Regions from separate parts of the Homo sapiens genome. Here region 1 is linked to region 2. The links are chromatin loops, found by intact Hi-C in ENCODE. Cell type or tissue: OCI-LY7. All regions are shown on one strand.

The links. A loop is a pair of places that touch in the nucleus more often than their neighbours do. Peaks named below come from ENCODE experiments on the same cell type or tissue, not always from the same donor. Only the 100,000 strongest peaks of a DNase experiment are listed, where the experiment ranks them.
Region 1: it touches region 2 in a loop (5-fold over the local background); 95 of 110 quality-filtered maps call a loop at or near these places.

Annotation. Positions count from the first base shown.
Region 1 is chr3:46,994,452-47,002,451 of GRCh38, forward strand. NBEAL2 (neurobeachin like 2) reads left to right here. Exons shown (of 54, transcript NM_015175.3): 12 at 4-102; 13 at 581-1,182; 14 at 1,263-1,395; 15 at 1,481-1,600; 16 at 1,820-2,141; 17 at 2,300-2,382; 18 at 2,503-2,595; 19 at 2,808-2,982; 20 at 3,110-3,243; 21 at 3,616-3,775; 22 at 4,012-4,114; 23 at 4,266-4,428; 24 at 4,508-4,666; 25 at 4,864-5,023; 7 more. Among named protein-coding and RNA genes, the nearest start is that of NBEAL2, 19 kb to the left of the region's middle. RefSeq lists an enhancer at 3,162-4,055. In OCI-LY7, a CTCF peak has its summit at 4,278; a DNase peak (open chromatin) is centred at 4,290.
Region 2 is chr3:46,923,204-46,931,203 of GRCh38, forward strand. CCDC12 (coiled-coil domain containing 12) reads right to left here. Exons shown (of 7, transcript NM_001277074.2): 3 at 2,253-2,332; 4 at 404-465; 5 at 126-160. Among named protein-coding and RNA genes, the nearest start is that of PTH1R, 49 kb to the left of the region's middle. RefSeq lists enhancers at 1,432-1,933, 4,023-4,402, 7,402-7,917, 7,424-7,473, 7,918-8,000. In OCI-LY7, CTCF peaks have their summits at 464 (motif pointing right) and 664 (motif pointing right); DNase peaks (open chromatin) are centred at 478, 3,938, 5,288, 6,368 and 1 weaker place; H3K4me3 peaks cover 5,792 bases; H3K27ac peaks cover 7,364 bases.

The sequences.
Region 1 (8,000 bases), 71 kb after region 2:
CAGGAGGTGTTTAAGGAGCGCATCGGCTACCCTCACCTGCAGGAGGTTCTGCAGAGCCATGGTCCCCCCACCCATCGGCTGTTGCAAGAGCTGCTCAACATGGTGAGGGAAGGGGCTTGGGACCAGGGTCCCAAAGGCAACCAGAACTGAGTCAGGGTTACCACAGATGGTGAGCTCTCCACCCTGGGGGACCGTATTGACTGCGGCCAGTACATACTGTTACCTGTAGCCTGGCCATGTCTGTTAGTGTCACTGGAATGAGGATTCTGGCCCTGTAGGGGTCCTGGAAGCAACTGCATGTGAGCAAGCCCCAGGATTATCTTAGGAACATGCAGTTAGGGGTTAGGCCAACCCAGGCTGAAAACTAAGGTTGAGGGATTAACAATGCTGAAGGACTCTTAGTAGTAGTGACTGTCATCTGTGCCCCTCTGACTTTCCTGAGCCTCACACACAACCTGTGGGCAGGATGGAGTAGATCATGTTGCTGACTGCTGCCGTAGGCAAGTAAATGGAGCCAGAAAGTCCCACTGTTGACAGGGTGCCACAGCTGACCAGGGACTGTCATTCTCTCCACCCACAGGCTGTGGAGGGTGACCACAGCATGTGCCCACCTCCACCAATCCGCAACGAGCAGCCGGTACTGGTGCTGGCGCAGTGGCTGCCGTCATTGCCCACCGCTGAGCTGCGGCTCTTCCTAGCGCAACGCCTCAGGTGGCTCTGTGACAGCTGCCCTGCCAGCCGTGCCACCTGTGTGCAGGCAGGCCTGGTGGGCTGCCTGTTGGAGACACTCAGCACAGGGCTAGCCCTGGAGGCCCGCTGCCAAGAGCAGCTGCTGGCACTGCTACAAGCACTGGGCCGTGTATCAATAAGGCCCATGGAGCTGCGTCACCTGCTGCGCCCCCGGCCAGGATTGGACTCGGAACCAGGCGGAGCTGAGGCTGGAAAGGCCCGACACGCAGGTGCTGTCATCCGCACATTATCAGGCATGGCCAGGCACCAGGGTCCTGCACGTGCTCTGCGCTACTTTGACCTCACGCCCAGCATGGCGGGCATCATGGTACCCCCTGTACAGCGATGGCCAGGGCCTGGCTTCACCTTTCATGCCTGGCTCTGTCTGCACCCTATGGATACAGCACCTACCCCTGCCCCCACCCGACCACTCCAGCGAAAGCAGCTGTACAGGTGGGTGACTGCCAGGGGCCAGGGACCTCCTGCCAGGGTGAGCAGGAACAAGCAGACATAACTGGCTTGCCTGCCCCCAGCTTCTTTACCAGCAGCGGCTCAGGGTTTGAGGCCTTCTTCACGGCGGCCGGGACCCTGGTGGTGGCTGTGTGCACACGGAAGGAGTATTTGACCATGAGTTTGCCCGAAGTGTCCTTTGCCGACTCTGCCTGGGTGAGACCCCATCCTTCTCATGTGGCCCAGTAGAGAGAGGGGTGCTGAGTCCCAAGTATGGCCTAATGTGAGGCTTCTGTTCTAGCACTGCGTGGCTATCGTCCATGTGCCTGGGCGCCGGCCCTTCAGCCAGAACCTGGTCCATGTCTACAAAGACGGCCATCTGGTCAAGACAGCACCCCTTCGCTGCCCCTCCCTCAGTGAGGTGTGCCAAGCAAGGTTTGGGGAGGCCTTGGGTAGATGGGAGGACTTGGAACACAGTGGGCAGGTGTAGCCTGGAGCCCTTGTGTCCCGTGCTGCCCCACAGGCCTGACTTTAGCCACTGGGGTCCATGCAGCCATGGGGGTCACTGTGAGGAACTGGTTGTAGGCGGAGCCCCAGGTTCTGCTGTGACCTGACCGCTCCCCCAACCCCGGCCCCACAGCCTTTCTCCTCCTGCTGTATCGGCTCCGCTGGATACCGCACAACGACCACCACCACAGGGCTGCCCACACCACCAGTCCCCGCCACCCTGGCCTACACTCACCCCGCCCTCACCCGCTCCCAGTCAGTCCCAGCCTCCACAGGGCTTGGCTGGGGGTCCGGGCTGGTGGCCCCCCTGCAGGAGGGCAGCATCGACTCTACCCTCGCAGGCACCCAGGACACTCGGTGGGGCAGCCCCACATCCCTGGAGGGTGAGCTGGGGGCTGTGGCCATCTTTCACGAAGCCCTGCAGGCGACGGCTCTGAGGACCCTGTGCACCCTGGGTATGCAGCATTCTCCATCTCTGCCACAGCCCCAGGCCAGAAGCTAGGGGTCCGGGGGGAGAAGGCATCTCTGGGGGTCTCTCCTGTGGTCAGGCAGTCTCTGGATGGGGTTTGGCCAGAGGCCTAGCAAGGTCTGAAGCCCCCTGCCCACCTCCCAGGGCCCAATGAGACGGCACCCTTCAAGCCTGAGGGGGAGCTGCATGAGCTCAGCACCAGGCTGCTCCTCCATTACTCACCTCAGGTATTTGGGGGCCCCAGGGGAGTGGTTGGCTCGACTGTGCTACTTCCCCGGCTCCCACACTCTGCCTGCCACCCCCTCCTCCCTCTGACCCTGGCTGCCTGCCCATTCCCCTATCCCTAGGCTTGTAAGAACAACATCTGCCTGGACCTGTCCCCCAGTCATGGGCTTGATGGGCGCCTGACGGGCCACAGAGTGGAGACCTGGGATGTGAAGGTCTGTGAGCACGTGTGGGTGGTGTGTGCAGGAGGCATGAATATGGGGCACATGTGTGTTCGGAGTCAGCTGGGGAGCAGCGCTGTGCCTGGGGAGGATTTGGACAGTCCAGCTCAAGAGAGCAAAACTTCCTTTCTGGGTGGTCTGCTGGGGTGGAGTAGGGCAGGAAACTGGCTGGAAGGTCCCCCTCACTGCCATCCTCCTTCCCCCAGGATGTGGTGAACTGCGTTGGGGGTATGGGTGCCCTGCTGCCCCTGCTGGAGCGAGTAGCTGCACAGCCCAAAGAGGCTGAAGCAGGTCCAGCTGAAACGCATGACCTCGTGGGTCCTGAACTGACCTCTGGTCACAACACCCAGGGCCTGGTTCTCCCATTGGGTAAATCTTCAGGTAAGTGTTCCTGGTGCCTATGTTGTGGAGAGGGAATCTTGGCATGGTAGGGGGGTGGAATGCCCAAGGTCTCCTGGCCACTGGCAGGCCCTTGACACACATCTGTCCCCTTCCTGATGGCTGGCAGAGGAACGGATGGAGAGGAACGCAGTGGCTGCTTTTCTGCTGATGCTGCGGAACTTCCTTCAGGGTCACATGGTGAACCAAGAGAGCCTGGTGCAGTGCCAGGGGCCTGCCATCATCGGGGCCCTCCTGCGAAAGGTGGGGCCCGGTGGGACAGGCATGGGGGTTAGGGGTATGGTCAGCCTGTCTGACCGAGGGGACTGAGTGGGGAACCCTGTCAGTCATGAAGAACCTCCTGGGAGAGTTGCCACTTGAGTGGGGCCTGAAAGGCCGAGCAGGGTTGGGTCTGGAGGATCTGGGGAAAGGCCCAGCACAGGTCGGGGCAGGGACCCGCACAGCAGGCAGGAGGCTTGCGTGTCAGAGGCGGCAGGAAGCCCCCAAAGGGTTCTGAGCAGGCTGGTGGCCATGTTTGTGGCCGTCATGGCTGTGCAGGGAAGAGTGGCAGCTGAAAAGCTCAGACAGCAGACAGGCAGAGCCTGAGCCCTCACTCCAGCTCCTGTCTTATCCCAGGTCCCAAGCTGGGCCATGGACATGAACGTGCTCATGTCCGCCCAGCTGCTGATGGAGCAGGTGGCAGCTGAGGGCAGCGGGCCCCTCCTGTACCTACTCTACCAGCATTTGCTCTTCAACTTTCACCTCTGGACCCTCAGTGACTTCGCCGTGCGCCTCGGTAGGTGTGAGGACCTGAGCAAGGGGCCGGCCATAGGGCAGCTGAGCACTGAGAAGTTAGAACTCTGCTCTGGGGGATCTGAGGGACTCACCTGTTAGGAATCCAGAATGCCATGGGGCGGCTGAGGGGACTATGACCCTGCCCTGGAAGTCTGACAGGCACATGGCCCTGGCCTGGAGGATCTGAAGGGCCCAGCTCAGCCTAGTGGCCTGAGCCCTCTGCTCATTCCCGCTCAGGTCACATCCAGTACATGTCCAGCATAGTTCGGGAGCACAGACAGAAGCTGCGGAAGAAGTACGGCGTCCAGTTTATCTTGGATGCTCTGCGCACCCACTACAGGTGAGGCCAGTGGGGCCAGATGGGCCATGGGGGGCTGACACAGTGGCCTCCGGCCTTGGGGACTGGGCGGTGCGCTTCCCTGACTCACCTGCCCACCCTCTCTCCCCGCCTTTCTTTGGGACCTGGCTGGGTGTGCCTACTGACCTGCCAGCCCGCAGCGGGAGCGCCCCCTGGCTGCTGACGACCTACGCACCGTGCAGACCTCCCTCCTGGGCCTGGCGAGGGAGTTCCTGGTGCGGAGTCTCTCAGCAGATGACGTGCAGGTCACGCAGACCATGCTGAGCTTTTTGGCGGCCACAGGCGATGACGGTCAGGTAGGCTGGAGGTTGGGGAGCGGGAGGCTTGGGTGAGGGGAGTGGGGGCCCGACACAGTGTGAGACCCTGCATCCCCAGGCGGTGGGTGCGCTGGACCTGCTGCTGGCCCTGCTGCACGGTTCCCTGGTGCAGGAGTCCTTGGCTGTCTTTCTGTTGGAGCCAGGGAACCTCGAAGTGCTACTGGCCCTGCTAGTGCGGCCAGGGTCACTGCCCCTGCTGCCCGATCGAGTCTGCAAGGTACACCCAGCCCACCCCCTCCCCTGGCATCCCATTCACTGGGGCCCCTGCCTGGGGTTCAGGGAGGTACAGCAGGCCTTGGGCCAGCGGATGAAGCTGCCTTCAAGGGCCTCTTGAGCCACACACCTGCACGGTGACTTCCCCTCCTACAGTAACTCCTTCCACATGATGACAGTCCTCCGATGACCCCCACACAGATCCTGCGCAGACTGCAGCAGAATGAGCGGCTACCTGAGCGGAGCCGCCAGCGCCTCCGGCTGCGGGAGTGTGGTCTCCAGGGTCTGGTTGCCTGCTTGCCTGAGGGGACTGTTTCCCCCCAGCTCTGCCAGGGCCTCTACAAGCTGTTCCTGGGGGCAGGTACAACCTGGTTAAGGCCAAGTGGAGGGGGTGACATGTCAGAAAAACAGGGCAGGCAGGCCGGAAGAAGGAAGATAGTGGCATAGGGGCCAGGGCTGGGCCCTGCCCTTTCTAGTCTGGTCAGTCCCTCAGGTCCCCCCAACCCATCCCCCCAGATTGCCTGAACCTCTCAGATCTGCTGGCTGTGGTACAGCTGTCCCTCCAGGCTGACCTCAGCGTTCGCCTAGACATCTGTCGCCAGGTGAGCATGAGAGGTAAAAGCTTTGGGGGAGGGGGAGGGTGGCTTCTACCCTCTGGCCTTCCACCTTGCCTGTCTCATGAGGGGTCTCTGGAGCCCTCCTCTGCAAAGGCCCTGGATGAGGGTCTGGAGCAGGCAGTTGGATGCGTCCTCACTTGCTGTGCTCTCGCCTGCAGCTTTTCCACCTCATCTACGGACAGCCAGATGTAGTGCGGCTTCTGGCCCGACAGGCTGGCTGGCAAGATGTGCTGACCCGGCTATATGTCCTGGAGGCTGCCACAGCCGGCAGCCCCCCTCCGTCTTCCCCAGAGTCACCTACCTCCCCCAAGCCAGCCCCACCCAAGCCACCCACTGAGTCACCTGCTGAGCCTTCAGATGTCTTCCTGCCCTCAGAGGCCCCCTGCCCTGACCCTGATGGCTTTTACCATGCTCTCTCCCCATTCTGCACGCCCTTTGACCTGGGCCTGGAACGGTCTAGTGTAGGATCAGGCAACACTGCTGGTGGTGGCGGCAGCAGTGGGACTCTTACTCCAGCCAGCCAGCCCGGCACTCCTTCGCCACTGGATGGGCCGCGGCCCTTTCCTGCTGCTCCTGGCCGCCACAGCTCCAGTCTCTCCAATGTGCTGGAGGACGGCAGCCTCCCGGAGCCCACCATTAGCGGGGATGATACCTCGAACACCAGCAACCCACAGGTGAGGTGGGCCCACCCTCTGCCACTGCATGGTACCCAAGGGAGGACACTTCTGGTACACAGGGCTGGCAGTGTAGCCTCTCCAAAGGTGTGGCCCTGTCTGACCAGGGTTGCAGCCACTGGTCAGGCCTATTGCTGTCCCCTCATAGCTCTCATCTGCAGTTGTGTTCCCAGAGGGCTCCTGGAACAGGGTGAGTCATGATGAGCCACAGTGGGTGACACCAGCCAGGCTTCAGAAGGGCCCTCAAGAGAGCCTGTAGGGCAGACACCTCACAGGGTCCAAGGGCAGCAAACTCCAAAGGCCCTGCCCTGGGCTTCTGGGTTTGGGGATGGGCCTCTGCTTGTTCTATGTGAACTGCCTCATCTCCTCTTGGGAGTCTGGCAAGACCCCAGGATTCTGCCTGGAACTCAGGTAGTAGTTGAGACCCCTATACCATTCTTCCAGGCCCTTAGTGCCAGGCTCACTGTTAGCCAAATGCTCTGACTCCTGGGTGGCTACCCCAGGAGGGGTGCTGAGTGGGGATGGGTGGGCGTCAGCCTGATTCCCTCCCTTAGCCGCCCACAACCCACGCCCACACCACCCACCTGTGCCCACAGCAAACCTCTGAGGAAGAGTTGTGCAATCTGCTCACCAACGTGCTGTTCTCGGTGACGTGGCGTGGCGTGGAAGGCAGCGATGAGGCTGCCTGGCGGGAGCGTGGCCAGGTTTTCTCAGTGCTCACCCAGCTGGGGGCCTCAGCCACACTTGTGCGCCCACCAGACTGCATCAAGCGCAGGTGAGAGGGAAAGTCTGGAGGGGGAGGGGCTTCAGGAAGCCTCGGGGGAAGGAGAGAAGATAGTCAGGTAGACCCTTGAGTTCCCCACTCACCCGCCAGCCTCCTGGAGATGATGCTGGAGTCAGCCCTGACCGACATCAAAGAGGCCCCCGTGGGGGTCCTGGCCAGCCTCACCCAGCAAGCGCTTTGGCTGCTGCGTCTGCTGCAGGACTTCCTGTGTGCTGAAGGCCATGGTAACCAGGAACTGTGGAGTGAGAAGGTGCGACCCCTCAGAGAGGCGTGAGCCACATGAACACTCATGTTCATGCAAGCCTGCAGGGATCTGGTCTGGGAGGTGGATGGGTACACGTGCGCAGGTGTGGGTGCATCAGCATGAATGCCTGTGAGTGTGGACTTGCCTGTGTGCACAAACCCTACCTGGCCCCCAGCGCAAACTTTACTTTGCTCCCTTTCCATGGACTCCTGGCCTCCCCTGGTGATGTCTGTTGGGAACCTGTTTTCTGTGGCAGCTCTTTGAAGGTGTATGCAGCCTACTTGATCGCCTGGGAGCCTGGCCCCACCTGGCCAACGGCACAGCTGATCTCCGTGAGATGGCGCAGATTGGCCTACGGCTTGTACTTGGCTACATCCTGCTGGAAGACCCACAGGTGAGCACAGGGTGAGCATGGGGGCAGGGGGCGTGTGAGATGTCGGGAGCTCCAAGAGTGGCTGGGTGCCACTCATCTCTCTTGCGCCCACAGCTGCATGCCCAGGCCTACGTGAGATTGCACATGCTGCTACAGACTGCAGTGCCAGCCCGCCGCGAGGAGGCCTGCTATGTGCTCTCCAAGCTGGAGGCTGCACTGGGGCGGGTGCTGAACACCTCTTCCTTGGAGTCAGCCACTGATGAGGCAGGGTCCCCACTTGCAGCTGCAGCAGCTGCAGCAGCTGCAGAGCGCTGCTCCTGGCTGGTGCCACTGGTGCGCACGCTGCTAGACCGTGCCTATGAGCCGCTGGGGCTGCAGTGGGGACTGCCCTCCCTGCCACCCACCAATGGCAGCCCCACCTTCTTTGAAGACTTCCAGGCTTTTTGTGCCACACCCGAATGGCGCCACTTCATCGACAAACAGGTGCCTGGAGGTTGGGGCCCAGGAAGAGGAGTGGGGGCTGGGGCCCACATCGAGCACTGTTCTCCTCTGCCCAATCCTCCAGGTACAGCCAACCATGTCCCAGTTCGAAATGGACACGTATGCTAAGAGCCACGACCTTATGTCAGGTTTCTGGAATGCCTGC
Region 2 (8,000 bases):
TGTAACTCTATGTCTGTACTGCCAGTCTCTGCACTGTGACGGCAGGAAGGGCCAAGCCCCAGGCCCATGCTGGCACCAAGAGTCCCCGAGTCAGCCTGCACCCGCCACGCACGGGCAACACTCACCAGTCAGGCTTCCGAGGAGCGAGGTTGGCCAGGTCCTGGGAAGGGAGGAGACACACATCAGGGTGGAGGGGCCACCCCAGGACAAGGGGGAGGGCAGGCTCGAGAAGGAGGGAAATGGGAGAAAGAGGAGGAGGAAGGAGAGGGACGAGAGCAAAGGGGCTGGTGGGAAGGGAATAAAGAAGTGACGAGAAGGAATGGGGGGCAGAGGGAGAGCAAGTGGCGAAGAGAAACAGGACACACAGAAGCAGCGAGGATGCCAGGGTGGTCCAGGCACTCACCACCTCCTCGATGACGGGCTCGGGCTTGGCGGCCTCCAGCTGCTCCTTCACCTTCTCCTCCACTAGAGGGTGCAATTAAACAGAGAAGGCCTGTGGAAAACGCGCTGCCACTCTGCAGGGACACTGCCTACCGTGGCCCCCAGGGAGAGACGGGACCCCAGGCTTCCTTGCTCCCACCTCTGTGTGGCCCGCAACCAGCCAGAGGTGAAGACCCTGCAAAGGCAGCTCTGGAGGAGGGGCCTGGGTTTCCCAGGATGAAGCATTCCCCACAGGCCAAGAATGGGACAGCAGGAGGCAGCCAGCCACAGTCAGTCAGGAAGCATGGATGCTGACAATAACTACAAGACCAGAGAGCTGCCTGGATACATACAAAGTGAGGACTGGCTTCTCACATAATCCCAGGGCTCCTGGGCTCTGAGGATGTCCTCTGGGTCCCGGCCTAGCCAGAGCCACAGGTGGCTTTTCCTCCATCCCACCTCAGGTGTATGCTCCCAAGACCAGGGCACAGGCACCTCCCAGCTCCTCCAAGCTACTGCCAGCATAGTGGGCCTCTGAGCAATCTGACTAGGAGGGTCCTGCCCCTTGGGGACAAATGGCAGAAGCACTAACAACTCTGGGCTCTGTGGGCTTCCTCCAACCCCTGGCATTCAGTGGGCCCATGAGTGCCCTCCTGCTCTGCCTCACCTCCCTCCAGATACAGATGAGAGTTGAGGGCTTCCCCTGACCTGGGCAGTTCCTCACCTCTCTGTCCTGCCTACTATCCCCCAGTGCACCATTACCCTACCAGGTGGGGCCCAAACTACAAAGCAAATCACGGGGAAGTGTCTGGATTTCAGGGATGAAGGAAGTGGGGAAGCAGACCGGGATGTGGCCAAATGGGCAACACTTTACTTTTTCCCAAGATAAATGTATTTATTCACTTGTTACTTATGCAATTCAAAAAAAGTTGATAACAAGGCAAGGCACAGTGGCTCACACCTGGAATCCCAGCACTTTGGGACGCCAAGGCGGGTGGATCACTTGAGGTCAGGAGGAGTTCAAGACCAGCCTGGCCGACATGGTGAAACCCTGTCTCTACTAAAAACACAAAAATTAGCCAGGCGCAGTGGCACACACCTGTAATCCCAGCTACTCAGGAGGCTGAGGTTACAGTGAGCTGAGATTATGCCACTGCACTCCAGCCTAGGCGACAGAGCGAGACTCCATCTCAAAATAAAATAAAATAAAATAAAATAAATAACAAACATAAAGAATTAAAATGGGGACCCTCCAGGGCAAGGGCCCAGGGATCCGCAGGACTAAGAAACTTCCTGGCATGAGTGGTGTGGACGGCCAGAAGCTCCTGGTGGCTGTGCTGTTCCCACGCCATGGCAAGAGTCTAGGCAAGCCCTGGGCCAGGCCCTCTCCCCTGCCTCAGTGCTCCACACTGCCCGTCCACTGCTGTGTGTGGCTGAATGACTGGCCCCTGTCTCTGACCCACCCAGGGCCCACAGGACCCATCACCCTGCCCTGCTGCCCAAGGGCCCCATGACCACATCCACTTCTCAGCCAGGAGTCCTCTGAGAGGATGTGGCCTTTTTCAAACCCCACTCAGATCCCTGGGAGGCCTCGGTCTCAGGGTGTGAGCAGGACTGAGAAGGCACAAGAGGACTCTTCAGTGCCCCGACAGCCTCTGCTGCTGCCGAAGGCCGACTGTGTGCATCTGCCATGAGATGGTAACAAAGGGTCCTGCCTGCAGGCCCAACTCCTGTCCTGGTACTGCTGGTTATTCTCAGAGAGCAAAGCCTGCTGAGGTGGAGGGTGGCTGACAGTGCCAGGAAGCAGAGGTGGAGAGGGACAGCTTGCTTACCTGCAACCGGTTTGGCCTGGGGCACCCTCCTCTTCTTCAGGTCCTCATCCTCCGGGACATAGTTCCGCAGCCTAAGTTCCCTGCAAGAATAGAGGGAACAAGCAGAGATGAAGTCAGTGTGTGACATGGTCTCATTCATTCATTCATACAATTTGCATAGCCCGTGAATTCCTGAATTTCCTCTGCACTCTCTGGAGATAGCCTGGTAAGGAGGAGAAGCACAGAATGGAGTGTCATCAGGCAGGCCCCTTGGCACCGTCCCCTGCCACTTAGCGGGACTGGCTGCCCTCCAGAGGCCCTGTCTACTCTGTTGGAGTACGGTTCTCTTCCAGAGCTGGGCCAAGGACGCCTAGGGAGCATTCACAGGGTGTCTCTCCTGGATCATCCCATTTGACAGATAAGGGGACTGGAGGTCAGAGAGACTGTACCCTTTTCATAGGATCACACAGCAGTGGCTGCACATCTTAGCTCAAGGCAATGTATAACTCCCAGCCAGGGCTAAAGCTCCTAGGCTGAGTGATTCCCAAAAGAGAAGGCCAGTGGTCACCCACAAATTCCCCAAGTCTGGCCCCTCTTCAGAGCCTTCCTGCCCTGGGGCTCATGCCATGGAATACGCCTCAACTACTTAGAGAAAAGCATCTGGGTGTGCTGGGCCAGGGGCATGTGGCAGTGAGGAGTGACATGTGGACAGAGAAGCAGGTGCTGGAGGGCTCCAGAGGGGCGTGGCTGCCTACAGCTGTGGGAATGTGGAGGGGAGACACTCCAGGAGGAGGTGGCGCCTGGGCCTGCAATGACGCGGACAGGGTCAAGGCACAAAGCACACGAGAGGCTGACTCAGCTCCAAGACTGTTGAGAGTGGCCAGTGAGGGCTGTGAAAATAGGCATGACCATGTGCAAGGCTGGGAAGGCCACAGTCCACCAGGACAGCAGTGAGAACTGAACAGCCCCAAAGGCCTCCATGAAGAGAGAGGAGCCACAAGGGGCCAGAATCTCCCGGCAGGAGCTGCGGCTAGCTACTATGTTTTTATGTTCTTCCTGCCTCAGTCTTTTCAGGCAGGGGTGGCTGAACCAAGAACTCACTGGGGTCCTCTCTGGCTCAGGGGCTCATCAAATCCTAGCCCCACACACACAGAAGCAGGCTCCCAGGAAAATGTGTCCCTGGTAACTCCACAGGGCGGCAGGGCGAGAGGTCCTGGGGGCTGCAGGGTCTAAGAAAGGCAAGGCAGAGGCAGTGGGACAGACCCCTAGCCCCAGGGGATGCAGGAGTGGCCCCTCAGATGCTGGCCAGGTGAGACTAGGCCGCAGGTCCTCCTCCTTCCCCAGTACCTCTTTCGGTTCTTGACCAGTGGTCCCTCAGAAAAGTCCTGGGCCTCTAAGGCAGGAAACAATTTCCCAACAGGCCTCCCACAGTCTGCCATCTCCCAAGCCCTCTGTCTGGACCAGGTAAAAGTGCTGCTGACTTCCTCAGGCCCTGCAAAAGCAAGCTTTCCCAGAGGCAGGGGTGTCTGTGGCTACACAGCTAGCAAGCGGCAGTGCTTTGGACTCAGGGGCTTTCAGATGCTATTCACTCTCCTATTTAAGGGCTCCACCTGCTTCCTGCCCCCAGCTTACTTACCATCTCCTTCCTTCCTGCCAGGGCCCCTGAGCCTGGAGCCTTGGGGCTGGGCTGAACCACTGCGGGCGATGGGGCAGTACCAGCATAGCCTGTGTGGAGGAAGCCCACCTGCACTCCCAGAAGGCCCAGAGATACCCCACCCCGTCCCCCATCCTTGAACACCTGCCTCGGGCCTGGAGGTACATGTCAGGTCACAGAGGTACAGGGAGACAAAGTGGGGCATGACTGGGTGCAAAGGCTTTCGTTCACAACAGGGTGGGGAGAAATGAGGAAGAGAAACTGGGTGTGGGAAGAAAACTGCAGGGATTAGTAAGAAAAAAAACTGTCGCTTTCAGAAACGGTCTCCAGGGTTCTGTGAGAAATCAGAAGGAGAGAGGAGAGGCCACAGGGAACTGTACCCAGAACTCACAGCAGCAACACGCACCCATGCCTCCAGACCCACCCACTGCCCGAGGCTTCAGAAGGCCAACTGGAGGAGTGAACCAGAAGCAAGAGGCGGGAGCAGAGCCTTGCGCCCACTGTGCCCTGCCACCCCCAGAGCGGAGCACTGGCCAAGCAGCCAAGAACATCTAGATCCCGACCACCATGGGAAGGTCTCATTCTGGGCCTCAGTTTCCACATTTAGAAACATTACGGCTGTGCTGGGTGCATCCAGCTCTATCAAGCTGGGTCCACGCCCTCCCCAGACTCACTCTTGGAGGGTTAATCTGATGTGCAGCCACTGTTGTGTGATCGCGTGAAAATGGTGCAGTCTCTGACCTCCAGTCCCCTTAGCGTGGAGAGCTAAGAGACTTCCCCTCCCTAATGCCCACTTAACTGCCCACCCCCGGAATTCCACCACTACCAAAGGACAGGAGTCTCTGGGAGAGGTCAAGGAGCATGGGGGGGTTCAGCTTGGGGACCTGGCCTTTCCAACACAGGCCCAAGATTTAACCTCCCTTATAAAAGCAGGTGGATCACTTTAGGTCAGGAGTTTGAGCCCAGCCTGGCCAACAGGGCGAAACCCGGTCTCTACTAAAAATACAAAAATTAGGTGGGTATGGTGCCACATGCCTGTAATCTCAGCTATTCAGGAGGCTGAAGCAGGAGAATCGCTTGAACTGAGGAGGCAGAGGTTGCAGTGAGCTGAGATCGCACCACTGCACTCCAGCCTAGGCTGCAGACTGTCTCAAAAAAAAAAAATGTATATATATGTATTTTAAATGGCTTTAGAGAAGTACCAAGACAGCAAGGATTTCAGGGGCTGCAATCATGGAGATAAGGGAAGTACAACAAAGTGAGCCTGACATCACGTCCCTCTTTCCCCTTAAAGCATGTCTATTTACATGCAGCAGCTGAAAAGCTGAGAGACTGAGCAGAGCTTCCCATTAGGTTGATGCAAAAATAACTGTGGTTTTTGCCATTGAACATAGTGGCAGAAACCACAATTACTTTTGCACCAACCTCATATAATCTCATGGGCCTGGAGAGAAAAAAAAAAGTGTGTTTAAGCAGAAACTAAAACAGACTACTGACTTCTCAACTGCAACTATGGAAACCATAAGACCATGAAATGGTATCTCAGAAGTGTGGACAAAATAAATGTCACACAAAATTCTAAATCTAGTTAAGAAGCCTTCAAGAGAAAGACTTTTTCAGACAAAGAAAGGTTAGGAGAATCAGTTATCAGTGAATCCGTTATTCAAGAAATACTAAAAGGAATACTTTAGGCTAGAGGAAAATGATCTCAGACGGAAACATGGAATTGCAGGGAAAAAATAAAATGCCTCAGAAAGGGTAAATACAATGGCTTGTGTCTGTAATCCCAGCTACTTCGGAGGCTAAGGCAAGAGGATTGCTTGAGCCAGGCGTTCAAGGCTGCAGAGAGCTATGATCACACTCTGCACTCCAGCCTAGGTGACAAAGCAAGACCCTGTCTCAAAAAAAAAGCAGGGGGAAAAGAGAATTTAAATGAATATTGACTGTATAAAAGAGTAATAACAACTTATAGTATTTAAAATATAGCAACAATAGTGTAAAAGGCAGAGTGGCAAATAGCCTTAAAGTGTTCTAAGGTCCTAAGCACTGTAGAGGAAATGGTAAAAATACTACTATTTTCTATTAGACTTTGATAAGTTAAGGATGTATGTTGTTATGCCTGTGGAAATCACTAAAAGAAAGGGAAAACAGCATACAATTAACAAGTTAACAGAGGAAGAAAGTGGAATAATTAAAAACAAAAAAATCCAAAAGGAGACAAGAATGGAGATAAAAAAGGAAAGTCAAGAAACAAATAGTAGGACAACAGGTTCACACACAAAGCAGGTCCAGGCTGCTATCCTAGGAGCTCCCATAGCCTTACAGTGTCCGGGGCCACCACAGCTCTTGGAGACTGGGCAGGGTGTGACGAGATGGTGCCAGCCAGAGCAGTAGGGCAGGCCAACACCTAACACCTTGTCAGCTGGCCAGGAAATACTGAAGCAGCCTGCACTCACCAGCAGTCACTGGCATCTGGAAGCCACCTTTCTGAGGACAACTGGAGCCAAACAATGGTTCTGCCACCCCCATTTTAGAATGAGGAAGTTGCTAAGGGGAGAAGGTACTAGCTCTAGCTAAAAGAAAAGAAATAAAAACAACAAAAATGTTGACAGTGGTTATCTCTAGGACTGACTTTTTTTCAAGAGATGGGGGTCTTGGCTGGGCATGGTGGCTCACACCTGTAATTCCAACACTTTGGGAGGCCGAGGCGGGTGGATCACCTGAGGTCAGGAGTTCAAGAACAGTCTGGCCAACCAACATGGTGAAACCCCATCTCTACTAAAAAAACAAAAATTAGCCAGATGTGGTGGCGGGTGCCTGTAATCCCAGCTACTCAGGAGGCTGAGGCAGGAGAATCACTTGAACCTGGGAGGCAGAGGTTGCAGTGAGCCGAGATGGTGCCACTGCACTCCAGCCTGGGCGAGAACAGCAAGACCCCATCTCAAAAAAAAAAAAAAAAAAAAAAAAAAGAGATGGGGGTCTCCCTATGTTGCTCAGGCTGGACTTGATCTCCTGGGCTTAAGCAATCCTCCTGTCTCAGCCTCCTGAATAGCTGGGACTACAGGCATGAGCCACCATGTCCAGCTCTGAGTGATTTTTACTTGCTTCTCTGATTTTCTGTAGTTTCCGGAATTTCTAATCAGTATTCTTCCTACACAGAAACAACCAACGAAGTACTCAAAAACATAAAGAGGAAACAGGCAGAGGGGCCATAAGGCAGCAGAAGACTGTGGCAGGGTTCTGAGTCAGGCAGCACCAGCACCTCAGCTCTGCTGGTGGCCAGTCTCTGTGGCTTAGGGCCAGGCTGTCCCCTAGCCAAAGGGAAGCAGAGACCAAGCCATGCTTTTTTGGGGCTTTCTGCCCCCAGAGTCTATGGGAAGGAGGGCAGCCCAGAAAGCCCAATGGCTTCTAAGACACTATCCTTTGCACCAAATGCCCTAGGCCACCCAAAGTCCACCCTATACCGGCAGCCAGTGTCTGGGTGGAGCTTTGCTGTCTCTCCACAGGAGCAGACACATCAGCCACCTCAGTGCCTCCACTGGCCCTCCCTCTGACTCAGGGACCCCAGTGTCCCCAAAACAAGTCTAAGCTTCTTCACGTGGTCCTGGCCCCACAGCCTGCTCACCCCCTCAGCTACACACTTCCCCGTCCATCACGCTTAAAGAGCCAGCTCCAGGAGGTGGCCCTGTGGGCCCCTCCCAGTGTCCCTACTCACCCTGAGGCACAGTAACCGCCCTTCTCCTGGGCCCCCTTTGCCCCACTTGCCTCTCTACCCTCTCCACAGCAGGCCCCACTCCATGCACGTGGCCCTGTGTCGGCTGCATGTCTGTCTTTCACAGCCTGCCCTAAATGCACCAGGCAGCTCCAGGAGGGGCTCAGCATACATTGCCTCAAGCTGGATAAAGGAATTCAGAAGGCACTCAAGAAAGAGCTTTATGGGTAGCCTGGGGCTCTCTGAGCCTTTCAATGACTTGAGAAGACATTTGGAAGCAAAGAAGTTGTGCCCAGCAGAGAGGGCAGGAATGTGGCTGGGCCGGGGCAGCCAACCCCTAAGCAACTTCTTTGTGGCAAAGCAACAGGGAATGCCAAGTTTGCATTCCATAGAGTTTCCTTCT